Regions from separate parts of the Mus musculus genome. Here region 2 is linked to region 1. The links are chromatin loops, found by intact Hi-C in ENCODE. Cell type or tissue: heart. All regions are shown on one strand.

Region 1 (8,000 bases):
ATTCAAAAGATAAGAGGGGAGCTGATTGGATGGCTCAGCAGTTAAAGGTACCAGCTGTCCAGTTCAAGAACCTGAGTTCAGTCTTCAGGATCATTATTGTAGAAGGAAAGAACTGACCACCACAGTTGTCCTCTAACTTCCACTCATGTGTGTGCATACACATATACATGAGAGGAGACACACACTGTGTAAATAAAATAAGGAGCTAGGGAGATGGTTCTGTGATTAAGAGCATTTTCTGCTCTTGCAGAGGATCCAGGTTCTGTTCTAATCCTCATAACCAGCTGTAATTCCAGTACCATTGATCAGATGCCGTCTTTTGGTTTCTGCTGGCACCAGACGCACATTATGGCAAAACACTCATATGCTTAAAATAAAATAAAGCACTCGGGCTGGAGAGATGGCTCAGAGGTTAAGAGCACTGGCTGCTCTTCCAGAGGTCCTGAGTTTAATTCCCAGCAACAACATGGTGGCTCACAACCATCTCTAATGGGATCTGATGCCCTCTTCTGGTGTGTCTGAAGACAGCTACAGTGTACTCACACACATAAAATAAATCTTAAAAAAAATAATAAAGCACTCAGTGGATCCAACTGAAAGGTTGGCAAAAATATGGTCTCTTGCTCTGATGAGATTTAATTAGCTCTGTAGAAAAGCTAAAACTAAAACTGATCAGACCCCATAGCTTTTAAAAAGAGAGTTTACCTATCACAAGACTAGCATAAGTTATTAAAATGTCCATGTTCCTTTTTTATTAGATATTTTCTTTATTTTTATTTTTTTATTCTTTGGTTTTTGAGACAGAGTTTCTCTGTATAGCCCTGGCTGTCCTGGAACTCACTCTGTAGACCAGGCTGGCCTTGAACTCAGAAATCCCCCTGCCTCTGCCTCCCAAGTGCTGGGATTAAAGGCATGCGCCACCACGCCCAGCTGATATTTTCTTTATTTACATTTCAAATGTTATCCCCTTTCCTAGTTTCCCCTCCGAAAACCCCCTATCCCTTCCTCCTTCCCCTGCTCCCCAACCCACCCACTCCCATTCCCAGTCCTGGAATTCCCCTATACTTGGGCATAGAACCTTCACGGGACCTAGGGCCTTTCCTCCCACTGATGACTGCCACACACTCTGGCTGAGGCCTGGAAGCCACTCACGAGGCAGAAAGTTTCACGGAAACTCACTCCTGGAATCTGGCATTCTCTCTAACCTATACATTAATATTCCATTCCCGAGTCAGTCTAGTGTATGGATCCACATGCTCTCTTTTAGAATTATCCTATTATAAATGCCTTTTAAGATTTAATTCTGACATAGCCAAAGCCTTCGCCAGTGTTCCAATATCCTAGAAAGTCCTTGAGCAGACCAAGGGCTTGGAATCCAGGAAGAATGTTGCCTATTCAGTGACATTCAGAATAGCCTCTGGTATCACTTTGAATAAAAGCTAGGTCACTGCCCTACATAGGAATTTACCATCATCTAGGAAGAAATTTCAGACCTAAGGAGAAACCAGAGTAGATACTTAGAACTATAGATAGCTGAGTTACACCCATACACATGTATTTACAATGGCCTAAGGGAAAGGTGGACTATACAATAGACTAAAATAGGAACTATGGAAAGGGCACGAAGCCCTTGACCCTAGCTTCTAAGATTAAGTGAATCTTAGGTGGAGCTCCTTTTGATCCCAGTTGTTAACAATGAATTCTATCCCAGGTGGTTCCTGTTAGACCTTCTGTGTTTGTATTCCTCTGTTTTATGTAAGAATCCAGTAACCTCTTTGTACCTTGCGAGTGTGTCACCCAACTTCCTTATTGTCTTCTGTATAAAAAGTTTGATGCTCGATTTGACACATTACATTCAGATTCTACAGAACCTCTCCTGTGTGCATCTATCTGTCAATTCATGCACCCTTTACCCACCTGCAACTAGAGACCCATTCCACGCAGACAAAGGGATCCAGAGGGTCTGCGGCAGATGACTGCCTAGACCATCCTGTGCTACATATACTGCTAGAACCACAAGTTCCACCATGTGTTTTCATTGATTGGTGGTTTAGATCCAAGGAGCTCTGGGGGTACTGGTTAATTCATATTGATGTTCCTCCTATGGGGCTGCAAACCCCTTCAGCTCCTTGGATACTTTCTCTAGCTCCTTCTTGGTTGGAACAAAAGACATCAGGATGGGGGTGAATATTATAGCTTAGTGGTAAAGTGCTTACCTAACATGGACACATCCCTGAGTCAGCACATCTCATAATCCAGCCCAGGGCACTTGTAGACATCACAGCAGTTCTGTGAGCAATTCACATCTCTTCCCTCACATATGGCTCAGATCTGAAGCCAGATTTCTAATCCCAATGTCTGCACTTTGGATCCTTTTTTGAGAACTCTGGAGTAGACACTAGCAAAAGAAATGCCAGAAGAGTCTTCCTAAGCAGTAGGTTGCACTAAATTAAGGCATCTTCTCTCTGGAACCATGGCTCTACAGAGAAGTGAGAAGTCTGTCCTTGCAGATGATGGGTGTCAGTGAACGTTGGGATGTGCCTAAGGCAGTGGAGTGGATATCAAAACTAGCTAAATTCAAGCCATTGTGGTTCACAGGCCATGCAACTATTTCTGAGGTAATAAAGCTGCTGCTTCTGCTATCTCAGTCATTTACTATTTATTTGATGTTCTTGAGAGGTCAGAACAATTCCTAAAATTCTCAAAAATTCTCATGGCACAAGTCCCTCATACAAATAAAAGCTGATGTTTGCATGAGTATCTGAGTGTCACACTGAGTATCACACACACAGCACAAATGAACCCATGTGCAGCAGCATCACATAAAGAGCCACACCTGTACCCATGTGCTACAGCAACACATACCAGGCACACCTGAACACATGTACAGCATCATCTAACACCTGGATCACATGTAAAGTGGCATCACACACCAGGCAAACTCCAGGACACATGAACAGCAGCATCACACACCAGGCCCACATGTCCACATGTGCAGCAGCATCACATACCAGGCCCACATGTCCACATGTGCAGCAGCATCACATACCAGGCCCACATGTCCACATGTGCAGCAGAATCACACTCCCGGCACACATGTAAAGTGGCAACACACACTAGGCATACATTTACAGGTTAATAACACACCAGGCACACATGTACACAAGTACAGCAGCATCACACAACAGGCACACATGTAAACATGTGCAACAGCATGACACATCAGGCACACATATTTACATGTGCAGCAGCATCACATACGAGGGACCCATGTTCACATGTACATTGGCATCACACAACAGGCACACATGTACACATGTACACATGTACAGCTGCAGCACACGTCAACAGGCGAGGAGTGGTGACGGGTCGCCCAAGGCTCTTCGGTCAGGACCTGACCCGGTGACGTCACTGGAGTCGCCGGGGGTAACGGTAGTCGCTGCGGGGAAACCGGAGATCAGGTCGCGCTGCTCAGAGGTGGCGACGCGGAGAGGACCAGGAAAACTGGGTTCGGCAAGGAGAGGAACTACGCATGCGGCATGCCCTGTTTGTTTCCGGGCAGCGAACTCAAAACCGGAAATCCTCGTCGTCGCTGACGCTCCGAGTTCTTCCCTAGAAGAACTCACTTCCTGTTGGGAACGGAGGAACTTCCTGTCTGGCGCAGGAAGTTAGTGTTTAAGCATGCTGGGAGTTGTAGTCATTTCCTGCCTCGGGTGTTACTTCCTGTTTGCTACAGGAAGTGACATCACAAAAGCACCGAGGCAAGGTGGGAGTTGTAGGTCCCACCTGTGTAGCTCCAGATACAATCTCCCGGTAACCTACTGTTTTAAAACGCGACCCCGTCACCGGGTCGAAGCCGCTCGACTGCCCGCCCTTCCCTCAGGCTGGCCGGTTGACCGCAGGCAAATCCATATCCTTTGACACCGACCGGAGCGGAGCGTTGGAGTGACAACTTGTCGCCACCGGGTGGCGCGCGAGAGAAACCGTCTCGGGGTTCAACCCAGAGACACCCAGTCTCAGAAAAAAAAAAAATTCAATAAAGAAATAATTCTGAATAAATAAATAAATAAATAAATAAATCTAAACCTTTAAAAATTTAAAAATAAAAAATAGGAGGAGTTGAAGATTTAGCTCAGTGGTAGAGTGCTTGCCTAGCAAGTGCAAGGCCCTGGGTTCGGTCCTCAGCTCTGGGGGGGGGGGGGGGAGACAAAAAAATAGGAAAAAATACCAGCTGAGTCTCGAAAAAAAAAACCAAGACTAAATTAATTAAAGAAATGACTAATGGCTGGGCGTGGTGGCGCACGCCTTTAATCCCAGCGCTCGGGAGGCAGAGGCAGGTGGATTTCTGAGTTCGAGGCCAGCCTGGTCTACAGAGTGAGTTCCAGGACAGCCAGGGCAATACAGAGAAACCCTGTCTCGAAAAAAAGCAAAAAGAAAGAAAGAAAGAAGAAAGAAAGAAAGAAAGAAAGAAAGAAAGAAAGAAAGAAAGAAAGAAAGAAAGAAAGAAAGAAAGAAAAAAGAGAGAGAGAGAGAAAGAGAAAGAAAGAAAGAAAGGAAAGAAAGAAAGGAAAGAAAGAAAGAAAGAGAAAGAAAGAAAGAAAGGAAAGAAAGAAAGGAAAGAAAGAAAGGAAAGAAAGAAAGGAAAGAAAGGAAAGAAAGGAAGAAAGGAAAGAAAGAAAGAAAGGAAAGAAAGGAAAGAAAGAAAGGAAAGAAAGGAAGAAAGAAAGGAAAGAAAGGAAGAAAGGAAGAAAGAAAGAAAGGAAGAAAGAAAGAAAGAAAGGAAAGAAAGAAAGAGAAAGGAAGAAAGAGAAAGGAAGGAAAGAAAGGAAGAAAGGAAAGAAAGAAAGAAAGGAAAGAAAGGAAAGAAAGGAAGAAAGAAAGAAAGGAAAGAAAGGAAGAAAGAAAGAAAGAAAGGAAAGAAAGAGAAAGAAAGAAAGAGAAAGGAAGAAAGAGAAAGGACGAAAGAAAGAAAGAAAGAAAGAAAGAAAGAAAGAAAGAAAGAAAGAAAGAAAGAAAGAAAAGAAATGACTAGATAAATGAATTTTAAAAATTTAAACATTTGAAGATCTCCGAGTTCAAGGTCATGGGATTAGAGGTGTGGTGGCGCCACATGGTTATATGGCGCATGTGGTTATGGTTGGGGTTAGTTTTAGGATTAGAGGGTGGTTTGAGTTTAGGGGTTAGTGGTTAGGGTTACAGTTTTATGGTTAGTGTTTGGGTTAGGGTTAGGCTTATAGGGTTAAGATTAGAGGGTTAGAGTTAAGGGTTAGGGTTGCTAGGCTTGGGATTAGGGCTAGAGAGGCTAGAGTGAGGGTGAATGTGAGGGTTAGGGTTCAGCGTTTGGGTTCAAGGTTAGTGTTCACTTCTAGGGTTAGGGTTAGGGTTAAATTTAGGATGTTAGGGATAGGTTTGTTAGGGTTATGGGGGTTAAGGTTAGGGTGAGTGTGAATGTGAAGGTGACAGTTCAGGGTTAGGATTCAGGGCTAGGGTTTCATTTCAGGGTTAGGGTTAGGGTTAGTCTGTGAATTAGGTTTAGGAGTTAGGGGGTAGGGGTTAATGGTTAGGGTTAGGGGTTCCATTTAGGGGTTAGGGCTAGTGTTAGAGTTGTTAAGGTTAGGGTTGTTAGATTTAAAGTCAGAGTGGTTAGAGTTTGGATGAGGGTGTTGGTGAAGGTGAAGGTTCAGGGTTAGGATTCAGGGTTAGGTTTTGGTTTCAGGGTTAGAGCTATGGGTTAGTTTTAGGGGTTAGTGTTTGGGTTTGCCTTATTTTAGGGGTTAGGTGATACGGGTTAGGGGTTAGGGTTAAGGTTATGGTTATGTGTAGGGTGGTTAGGGTTTTATGTTTAGGGTTACGATTAGGGTTCAGGGTTCCTGGTTTGGGTTCCGTTTATGGGGAGCTATGGTTTTGGGAGTTAAGGAATAAGGCTTATGGGTTATATAGGGCATAGGATATGAAACTAGCTTTAGGGGGGGTTATTTGGGGGGTTTGGATTAGAGTTAGAGGGTTATGGTTATGGGTTAGGATTAGTTTTTAGGGATTAGGGTTAGGGTTAGGGACAGTGTTAGGGTTGTTAAGGTTAGGGTCATGGTTAATGGGGTTATGGTGAGGATGAATGTCAGGCTGAGGGTTCAGGGTTAGGGTTATGTGTTAGTGGTTAGTGTTTTGTTTAGGGTGTTAGGTTTCATAGATTAGGGTTAGTCTGTTAGGTTTAGGAATATAGCGTCAAGGTTAGGGGTTTTGGGATAGGTTTAGTGGTTAGGGTTAGGGCTAGAGGGTCAGGGTTAGGTGTGAGGTGTTAGGGTTAGGTTTAGGGGGTCAGGAGTTTGGGGTTAGTTTATGGGTTAATGGTTAGGGGTTATGGTTAGGGGGTTGGTGTCAGGTGGTTAGGGTTAGGGTGTTAGGGTTAAGAAGTTAGGGGGCTAGGGTTTGGGTAAGTGTTAGAGGGTTAGCGTTTTAGGCTTAAGAGTTTGGGGTTAGGATTAGGGTTTGGGAGTTAGGGTTAGAGTATTAGGGTCAGGGTGTTAGGGTTAAGGAGTTAGGGGGTAGGGTTTGGGTTAGTGTTTGGTGGTTAGTGTTAGAGGATTAGTGTTTTAGGCTTAAGAGTTTAGGGGGTTAGGATTAGGGTTTGGGGGTTAGGGTTTGGTTAGGGTTAGGGTTAGGGTTTTATGGTTAGGGTTTAGTGTTGCATTCTGGTTTGGGTTCAGTTTCTGGAGTTTGAGGGTTTGGGTTCTTAAGGCGTTAGGCTGTAATGATTAATGGTTATGTTAAGGGGGTTAAATTCGGGGATCTAGCGTTAGGGGTTAGGGTGCTAGGGCGTTAGGGTTAAGGGGTTAGGGTGTTAGGGTTAGGGCTTGGTTGTTATGGTTAAGTGGTTAGTGGGTTAGTGTTAGGGTTTATGGGTTAGTGTTATAGTGTTAGGGTTATGGGTTACGTTAGGGTTACTTGTTAGGGTTAGCAGTTAAGGTTAGGGTTGGAGTTAGGGTTAGGATTAGAGTTCTGTTTAGGGTTAGGTTTTAGTGGTTAGGGTTAGGAATTAGGTTTAGGGTTAGGGACTAGGGTTCAGGTTAGTGTTAGATTTAGGGTTTCAGGGTTAGTGTTAGGGGGTTAGTATTGAGGAGTTAGGGGTAGGGGCAGGGTGTTAGGGGTTAGGGTTTGGGTTATCTCTTCACAGCCGTGGGATAGAGTGGGAGTTTGGAGCTAGGTGCAGACTCTGCCTAAGCTGTCTGTCTCTCAGGCCGCCCTTCATAGCTCCCCTCTGGCACTCCGCTGCTAGTCACTCCTAAGTGTTCTGAGTGTGTCTGCCCCTTGCTGTCCCTGTAGCTCTGTAGCTCATGGCCTTGTCAGCATAGGGGCTCCCTCTGCCCTTGCCACTGCCTGTGTGATCAATCAGAACATTAGCATACAGTTGTGTGCTGAGTTTTCAGTTAGCCTGTAGCTGCTGTTTCATTTGTTTGTTTGATTGATTGTTTCTGAAACAGGGTTTTTCTGAGTAGCCCTGGCTGTCCTCCAACTCGACCTGTAGATCAGTCCACCTGCTTCTGCCTCTCCACTGCTGGGATTAAAGGCATGCACCAACACTGCCCAGCTTCTGCAGTGATGTTTAAAGTTCCCACTTTTGGTGATTTGAATATAGTGGAGACCATTCCCCAAGGGCTTGCCCTGGCCACTCCTCTGTAAAAGCCTTTTGCTAAAAATACCTTAAATATCACCTGTCCACGTAGCTATCTCAGGAGCACACTTCTTCCTGTTTTAGGGAAACAAAAGGTTATTCATTGTGAGTTTCTTTTTAAAGTTAATGTAGCCTGGCATGGTGGTGTACACTTTTAGTCCCAGCGCTTGAGAGGCAGAGGCAGGCAGATCTCTGAGTTCGAGGCCAGCTGGTCTACAGAATGATTTCTGGACAGCCAGGGCTACACAGAGAAACCCTATCTTAAAAAACAAAAACAGACAAAAAGTATAATGGCCACCGGTGGTGTCTGCTTGTAATCCCAGTGCTTCAG
Region 2 (8,000 bases), 71 kb after region 1:
TCTACAGAGTGAGTTCCAGGACAGCCAGGGCTACACAGAGAAACCCTGTCTCAAAGAAACGAAACAAAACAAAAAGAAAAGAGAAAAAGAAAAAAATGCCTCCATAAGATGAGTCTGCAGCCAAGCTTGTAGGGCATTTTCTTAATTAGTGCTTGATGTTGGAGGGCCCAGTTTACTGTGGGTGGAGTCATCGCTGGGCTGTGGTCCTGGGTTCTATAAGTAAGCAGGCTGAGCACAATAAACACTTTTCTCCCCAAGCTGCTTCAGTCAGGTGGTTCACCATAGCAAATAGAAACCATATCGCAACAGGCTGTAATCCATGCGGTGGGTAGGACAGTAAGTACTAAAGACCAGAGAAAGATGGTACAGAGTAGCAAGACCAGAATCAGGCAGAGGGGCTGGTCTTCTATCTTGAAGACTGTTGTGTCTGTCTGTGGCAAGTAGACAAGAGAGTGCCAAGAGTCAAACAAGATTGGTACTGTGGGCAATCATGGTCTGGGGCTGTTTGGAGAGTGACAGATAACAAGAAATGGGCAGATAGGAGGTGCTTTGTTTTGTTTTTCAAGACAAAGTTTCTCTGTGTAGCCCTGGCTGACGTAGAACTCACTCCGTAGCCCATGCTGGCCTCAAACTCACAGATCCGATCCTGCTTCTGCCTCTCCAGTGCTGAGATTAAAGGTGTACACAACCACCACCCACCTAGGAAGTAGAGTGTGCCTTTCTAAAGGGCTGGATATAAATGAGAAAGGATGGACCTAGGTTTGATTCCCAGTATAAAAATGGCAGTTCAAAACACCCATGTCACCACAACTTCGAGGGATTCAATGTCCTCTTCTGGCCTCCATAGAAATCAGACATGGGGTACAGGCAAAATATCATAAACATTAAATAAATGTTTTGGAAAAGAAAAAAAAGATTAAGGCCCAGAGAGAAGAACAGATAAGCTCAGTCAGGTGTTTCTTCTACCAAGGGTGTGCATCTTCACGCATGCGACTAAAGCCAGGTGCAAAGACACACTCTCATAATCAGTTCTTAAAGGACCAGCTTGGGGGACACAGTGAGATCCTTTCACAGAAGTAAAAATAAAATGAGATGAAGCACTTGGCTTTGGCTCAAATCCTGTGCAGCCTCAGGAAAATGTTAAATTCTAAGCCTCAGTTCCTTCAGTTGTAAAATCAGAACTGCCCTCATTAGCAGTAATCCCACCATGTAATACACCTGGTCCAGGGCCTGCCACCTGCCTACATATGGCTACTACAAAAAGTAATGGCACTAAAACCATTTTTAGGGATGGAGAGATAGATAGCTCAGTGGTTGAGAGCACTGGCTACTCTTCCAGAGGACCGGGATACAATTCCCATCACCCATATCCAGCGCACAACTGTCTGTAACTCTAGTTCCAGGGGATCTACAGACATGCATGCAGGTAAAATACCAATGCACATTAAAAAAAATCCTTTAAGATTTACTATTCATGTATATGAGTGTTTTGCCTGCATGTATGTGCATGTACCACTTGCATGGATGGTTCCTGAGAAGCTCAAAACTGGGCATTGGGTTGCTTGGAACTAGAATTACGGATGGTGAATGAGCTGTCATGTGAGTCTGAGAATTGAACCTGGGTCCTCTGCAAGAGCAGCCAACATCCTTATTCTTTTTTGTTTGTTTTTTCAAGATAGGATTTCTCTGTGTAGCCCTGGCTATTCTGGAACTTCCTCCCAGACCAGACTGGCCTGGAACTCAGAGATCCACCTGCCTCTGCTTCCTGAATGCTGGGATTAAAGGCATGCGCCACCACAACCTGGCACAGCCAGTGTTCTCAGCCAGTGGGGCAACTCTGCAACCCAAAACTTTTTCAAAAAAGAAAGAGATATTCAATTACCACACACTGGAATTCTTAGTATATCCTCTTCATTACCAATGTTCACCCTATTTCCAGTTGTAAGATGTCTTTATATTGTGTTTTGTCTACATGTATGTCTGTGTACCTCATGTGTACAGTGCACACAGAGGACCCAAGAAGGCGTCAGATCCCTTGAACTGGAGTTACAGATGGTCATAAGCCACCATACATGTGTGAGAATAATAAGTGCTCTTAACGGCTGAGCAATCTCTTCAGTCCCACATAAAAATCTTTTTTTCCTTCTTCTTCTTAGTTTTATTTCCACAAAAGGTCACAAACAGCCAAGGAGGGCAATACATTTTGCCCAGAAACAAGTATTTGTACATCTTTAATTTTTACAGAAAATTGCCAGGATCAAGAGTGTGTGTGTGTGTGTTGTGTGTGTGTGTATCTGTACAGCAAGTGTCTGCAGTGCCTATGGAGGTCAGAAGGTTTCAGATTTCCTGGAGATGGAGTTACAGATGGTTGTGAGCTGCCATGAAGGCTATGACTGTACCTCCAATTCCCCTGAAGAGCAGCAAATGCTCTTAACCACTGAGCAACCTCGCTAGCCCTGTAACACATTTTTAATATCACCATGGGTCCTAACATTTTACCTATAGTCCTTACTTCTCTCTCCTTCTTTCAAAAGCTAGGAGAGTTCTAAAGCTGAACTGGTAGGTCTCTTGAAAAGCTTTATCCAACACTGTACTTGATATTAAAATATTACCCTTGTCTATTAAACTGTAAGTTCCTTAAGTATAAGGCTAATTGCAAATTAATTAATCAGTAAATTAAATAATGAATGTGGGTAGTGTTTATGCATGTGAATGGGGAGGTCAGAGGACAACTTTGGGGGCCATTCCCCATGAACCATACAAAAACTTGTTAGGTTTGTTATGTTTTATGGTTTTTTCTTTATTGTTGTTTTGCTTTGATATGGGGTCTGAGTATATATTTCTGGCTGGCTGGCAGTCACTATGTAGACCAGGCTGGTCTTGAATCCAGAGAGATTCACCTGCTTCTGCCTCCTGAGTGCTGAGATTAAAGGCGTGCATCTTGTTCTTTGATACAGGGTCCATCACTAGCCTAAAGGTCACCAATTAAGCTAGAATGTTTTCTTCTGGCCTCCATGGGTACCAGGGCACACACAGACATACATGCTGGCAAAATATTTACACACACACACACATTTTAAAAATTGAGCAATGTTGGTGGTGTAGAGATGGTTCAGCAGTTAAGAGAACCAGAGTTGAGCCAGGTGTGGTAAAGCCTTCAATCCCAGCACTTGGGAGGCAGAGGCAGGCAGATTTCTGAGTTCGAGGCCAGCCTGGTCTACAGAATGAGTTCCAGGACAGCCAGGGGTACACAGAGAAACTCTGTCTCAAAAAACCAAAAAAAAAAAAAAAAAAAAAAAAAAAGTACCAGAGTTTGGTTCCCAGCATACATGTCAGATGGCTCTCAACCACCTGTAATTCCTCCAATTCCAGGAGACTCTTGATGGTCCTATGGACACCTGCAACCACCCATATGCATACACACACACGGTGTAAAAAGGTAGAAGTAGTCTTTGCCAAAAAGAAATAAGTATGTAGGCTATTAAGTAACTCAGCCAAGTTGAGAACTGTTTCTTCTCTCTCATTTGGGTTAAGAACTCTCTCCTCTTCTCCCCTCCTACCCTTCAAAAAAGAATAAACAGCTGAAACATGCCAGTAATCTCGGCTTTTTGGAAGCACTTGGGAGGCTGAGGCAGGGGGATAGCTGTGATTTCGAGGCCAGCCTGGGTTACCTAATGAAACTGTCTGGAGCAGACAAAAAGCCAAATGAACAGTCACAATAGATGCCTCATGTCGCTCTCCCACTTCTAGCTGCCTAGGAACTTAAGTAACCCAGACGTTTGGGGTCAGCAGGATAAGGACCACAATTCCACCACAGACTTTTCAGATAAAGAAACCTAATTCTTTCGCCTCAAAGCTTTAGAACCCCAAGTGAAGGTCGCTTTGCCGTGCCGTGCTCTTCCAGGTTACACCAGCCTGGTAGGAAGGCAAACACCCGTGAAAAGGAGATCGACTCTGCTTCCACTCTAGAGACCAGCGGGCAGCAGAATATGGTGGGTTTGGTTGTCCCTGTGCACTTTCACCCAGCCTTTAGGCCACACCCATTTCACGGTCCACGCGGTGGCTTGTAGCACCTGTTCTGAAGCCGAAAGGTGGCTCCGTGTCCTTCCTGTCAGACCTACTCGCGGCGAGCCGGCGACGAGAACTGGCTTCGCTCTCAGAGCCTGGCTTGGTCTGTGCTGATCCCTACCCCAGCAGCCTCCCGCCCGGCCATACCTGCTCCGCCACAGCACACCTCCACGAAGCGAGCGCACACACGCGCGGCCCCCAGACGCCGCCATCTCGCCTCCTCCTGAGCGGACACGCCCCCTTCCGCCTTCGGACGCACGCCCTTGTCGTCACCGGGCCAATCAGGAACGTGAAAGGCTGGGCCCGGAAGCTTCTGCGTACGGCTCCGCCTCTGCCGGGCCCACCCCCGCGGAGTGTGTGGGCAGGCGCGCCGGGGCGATGGGACAGCCGCTCCTGTGCCCGAAAAATCTGAGCCACCTTGTGCTCAGTCACGATGTGTGCATGGCACAAGGATGCTGGCGCCCTCGGCGGCCAGAAGAAGGCGTTGGATCCCTTGGAACGGGGTGTCTATTCTTATCTCATTGATGGGGCTCCAGAGGCGAGGGGTTTATGTAAGAAATATGGAAAGCTGTTAAACTAGGCTCCCGGTGATGGTGCTTTCTCCTGTACTTTCCAGTTATGAGGGGAAAACGAATTTTTCAGTGGTACATAACAGTTTTGTTTTTGTTTTTGTTTTTTTTCCTAAGCGCTGGAGACCCGCAGCCAGCCCTTGGATATTATTACCATTTTAAAGGTCTGCGAGGATAAGCAACTTTCTCAAGGGCACATTAACCCCACAAAGGGCTCGCAAATTGTATAATAATAGAAAATCCAGTATTTCTACATCATTGGTGTCAAAACCCATGATCTGAACACCCCGCCCCCCTTTTAAGGCCCTAGAAAAATGGTTGAACCTGAATGCAAAAACTGAAGGAAGGCAGCCCTGATTTTTCTTCTAGTAAACACCAAACGGATAAGCTAATTAGTGCTTTAGATTAATTCTGGATAGTTACTTAAATTCACTTACAGCAAAACCAGCCACTAAAGAGAACCTAAACCGGGCTTGGTGGCACACCCCTCTAATCCCAGCACTCAGGAGGCAGAGGCAGGAGGATTTCTGAGTTCCAGGCCACCCTGGTCTACAAAGTGAGTTCCAGGACAGCCAGGGCTACACAGAGAAACCATGTCTCGAAAAACCAAAAAAAAAAAAAAAAAAAAAAAAAAAAAAAAAAAAGAGAGAGAGAGAGAGAACCTAAGAAGTCACAAGTTTGGTAATTCAAGGCAAACACCTCCCTTTGTCATACTTTTCCAGAGCCTGGAAAAGAAACACACACAACATAATTTTGGTATGGAATTGAGTGTTGTAATTCAAATGATTGAGGTGAGTTATTTCAAAATAACACTGGAATCCCAGTATTTTGGAGTGTCCTGAATTCCAGGCCAGCCTGGGCTACCTAGACCCTGTTTTAACAAAACAAAACAAAACAAAACAAAAACCCTAGTTTTATATAACACTATTTTTTTTCAATTCTTTAGAAAACATGTTATAAATATACTGTATATACCTTTTTTAAAAGGAGCAAAACTAAAAACACATAATAAAAAGAGGTGGTGAAATGGCTCAGTGGTTAAGAGCACTAGTTGCTTTAAAGGACCCGGTTCGATTCCCAGCACCCAGATGGTGTATCACAAGTATCTATATCTCCAGTTCCAGGAGATACCATGCTCTTCTGGCCTCTGAGGGCACCAGGCATGCAAGTTGCAAGCAGGCACACGTGCAGTTAAAACACTCATGTGTGCAGGTTCTGGTTGTGGCCAGAAGGCATTGAATATCTTGTAATTGAAGTTATAGAGAGTTTGAGTTACCTAGTGTGGGTACTGGAAACAAGGTCTTCTAAAAGAGTAGCCAGTGCTCTTAACTACTGAGCCATCTCTAAGCCCTGAGAAATTTGATATATTGGATTTGACAATGACTTCTTGGCTGTAACACCAAAAGCACAGAGAACAACAAAAGATAACTGAACTTCAAGGTTGGAAAGTTACCTCCTTTTTGCATCTACTAAGCATATTATTTTACTATTATTTCTATTACTTGTTAGTGTGACCACATTACATTTTAATTATTCATTTAATGTGTATGTTTTGCCTGTTTATATGTATATGCACAACATACATGTATGGTTAGATCTGGAACTAGAGTTGAATACCATCCTGTGGGTACTAGAAACTCGAGCCTTCTGTAAGAGCACCCAACATATGTTCTTAACCATTGAACCAGCTCTCTAGCCCCAAATTAGAATTTTATTTTTTTGTGATTTTAAATTATGGATCTGTGTGTAGATATGCCACATTTGTAGGTGTCCTCTTAGACTAGAGGTGTCGCATGCCCCCCAGAGCTGCTGGAAACCAAACTCAGGACCTCTGGGAGAACAGTGCATGCTCTTTTTTTCTTTCTTCCTTTTTTTTTTTTTTTTTTTTTTTTTTGAGACAGGGTTTCTCTGTATAGCCCTGGCTGTCCTGGAACTCACTTTGTAGACCAGGCTGGCCTCGAACTCAGAAATCCGCCTGCTTCTGCCTCCCGAGTGCTGGGATTAAAGGTGGTGCTTATCCCTGGACTGGTGGTCCTGGATTCTGTAAGAAAGCAGGTTGAATCACTTCTCGGCCTTTTGGCTAAGATCAAGTGAAGAGAGCAGGCTGAGCAAGCCATGGGGAGCAAGCCAATAAGCAGCACCCCTCCGTGGCCTGGACTTCAGCTCCTGCCTCCAGGTTCCCGTCCTGACTTCCCCTCATTGACTGTGACTCAGGATAAAGCCAAATAAGCCCTTTCCTCCCCAAATTTTTGGTCATGGTGTTTCACCACACATCAGACATCCTAAGACAGTGTGTTTTCAGTGATTAGTACAGGGAAACCCTGTACTATAAGCTCTGCTCCTGGAGCTGCACAGAGCCAGACAGTGTGTTATCAGAACCTGAGCGGCCACTACACAGGCCCTTCAAGAAATGGCAAGGATAAGCCGGGCATGGTGGCGCATGCCTTTAATCCCAGCACTCGGGAGGCAGAGGCAGGCGGATTTCTGAGTTCGAGGCCAGCCTGGTCTACAAAGTGAGTTCCAGGACAGCCAGGGCTACACAGAGAAACCCTGTCTCGAAAAACCAAAAAAAAAAAAAAAAAAAAAAGAAATGGCAAGGATTGAGAGAGGAGAGATTAAACAGCTTTCCAATATTAAGGAGGCTTTTGAGATGGACATGGGCAGGTCTGTGCTCCACTTACACATAGGAAAACCACTCATTCATTCGTGAAGCCTTTCTGAGGCACCATCACCTAGTCACACTCTGGGACACAGTCTGAGAAATGTGTCCTTAGGTGTTTAGGTGCTTTCTTGTGTGAATGTCAAACTGTGACTGCCAGTAGTGCATTTACACAACCCTAGATGGTATGGGTCTGCCATTCAATGAGGTTGTGTTCAGAGGGAGGGGGCTGGAGCCAGAGCTGGACCCTGAGACACTGGACACCCGAGGCACCAGCTTTACCACCCGACTAGGTTCCTGGCCCCTGTGGCCACTTGATGCTCTGAACATGCCATGCTGAGGTTGCTACCTGTTAGTAAGTTTTCTGACTTTTTACTAAGATTATATTCTAGTTCGGCATTGTAGCACACACCAATAATTCCAGTACTCAGGAGGCAGATTCTCAAGCAGATCTTTGTGAGTTTGAAGCCAGCCTGGTCTGCATAGTGAGTTCCAGATCAGCCACATGGTGAGAATACATGGTGAGACTCTTTCTCAATAATAAATAGATAGACAAATAAAAAGAATGGACTCTAATACAATAAAAACTTACATAGATCAGTAAGCCATTTATTAGCACTATCAAGTATGTACTGTACACAATTGTGCTACATTTTTACAAGACTGGCAATGCACTGGCTTGTTTGCACCAAGACCTGAGTAAA

What was found. Peaks named below come from ENCODE experiments on the same cell type or tissue, not always from the same donor. Only the 100,000 strongest peaks of a DNase experiment are listed, where the experiment ranks them.
Region 2: it touches region 1 in a loop (7-fold over the local background); 6 of 42 quality-filtered maps call a loop at or near these places.

What each region holds. Positions count from the first base shown.
Region 1 is chr5:32,710,434-32,718,433 of GRCm38, forward strand. No RefSeq gene overlaps it. Among named protein-coding and RNA genes, the nearest start is that of Gm52771, 19 kb to the right of the region's middle. In heart, a CTCF peak has its summit at 3,943; DNase peaks (open chromatin) are centred at 2,978 and 3,678; H3K4me3 peaks cover 1,608 bases; H3K27ac peaks cover 1,389 bases.
Region 2 is chr5:32,781,334-32,789,333 of GRCm38, forward strand. It overlaps Pisd (phosphatidylserine decarboxylase), which reads right to left and starts at 4,293. Exons shown (of 8, transcript NM_177298.3): 1 at 4,216-4,293. The coding sequence starts at 4,280. It overlaps Prr14l (proline rich 14-like), which reads right to left. Exons shown (of 11, transcript NM_194340.2): 11 at 7,874-8,000. In heart, a CTCF peak has its summit at 4,502 (motif pointing right); a DNase peak (open chromatin) is centred at 4,358; H3K4me3 peaks cover 1,725 bases; H3K27ac peaks cover 1,497 bases.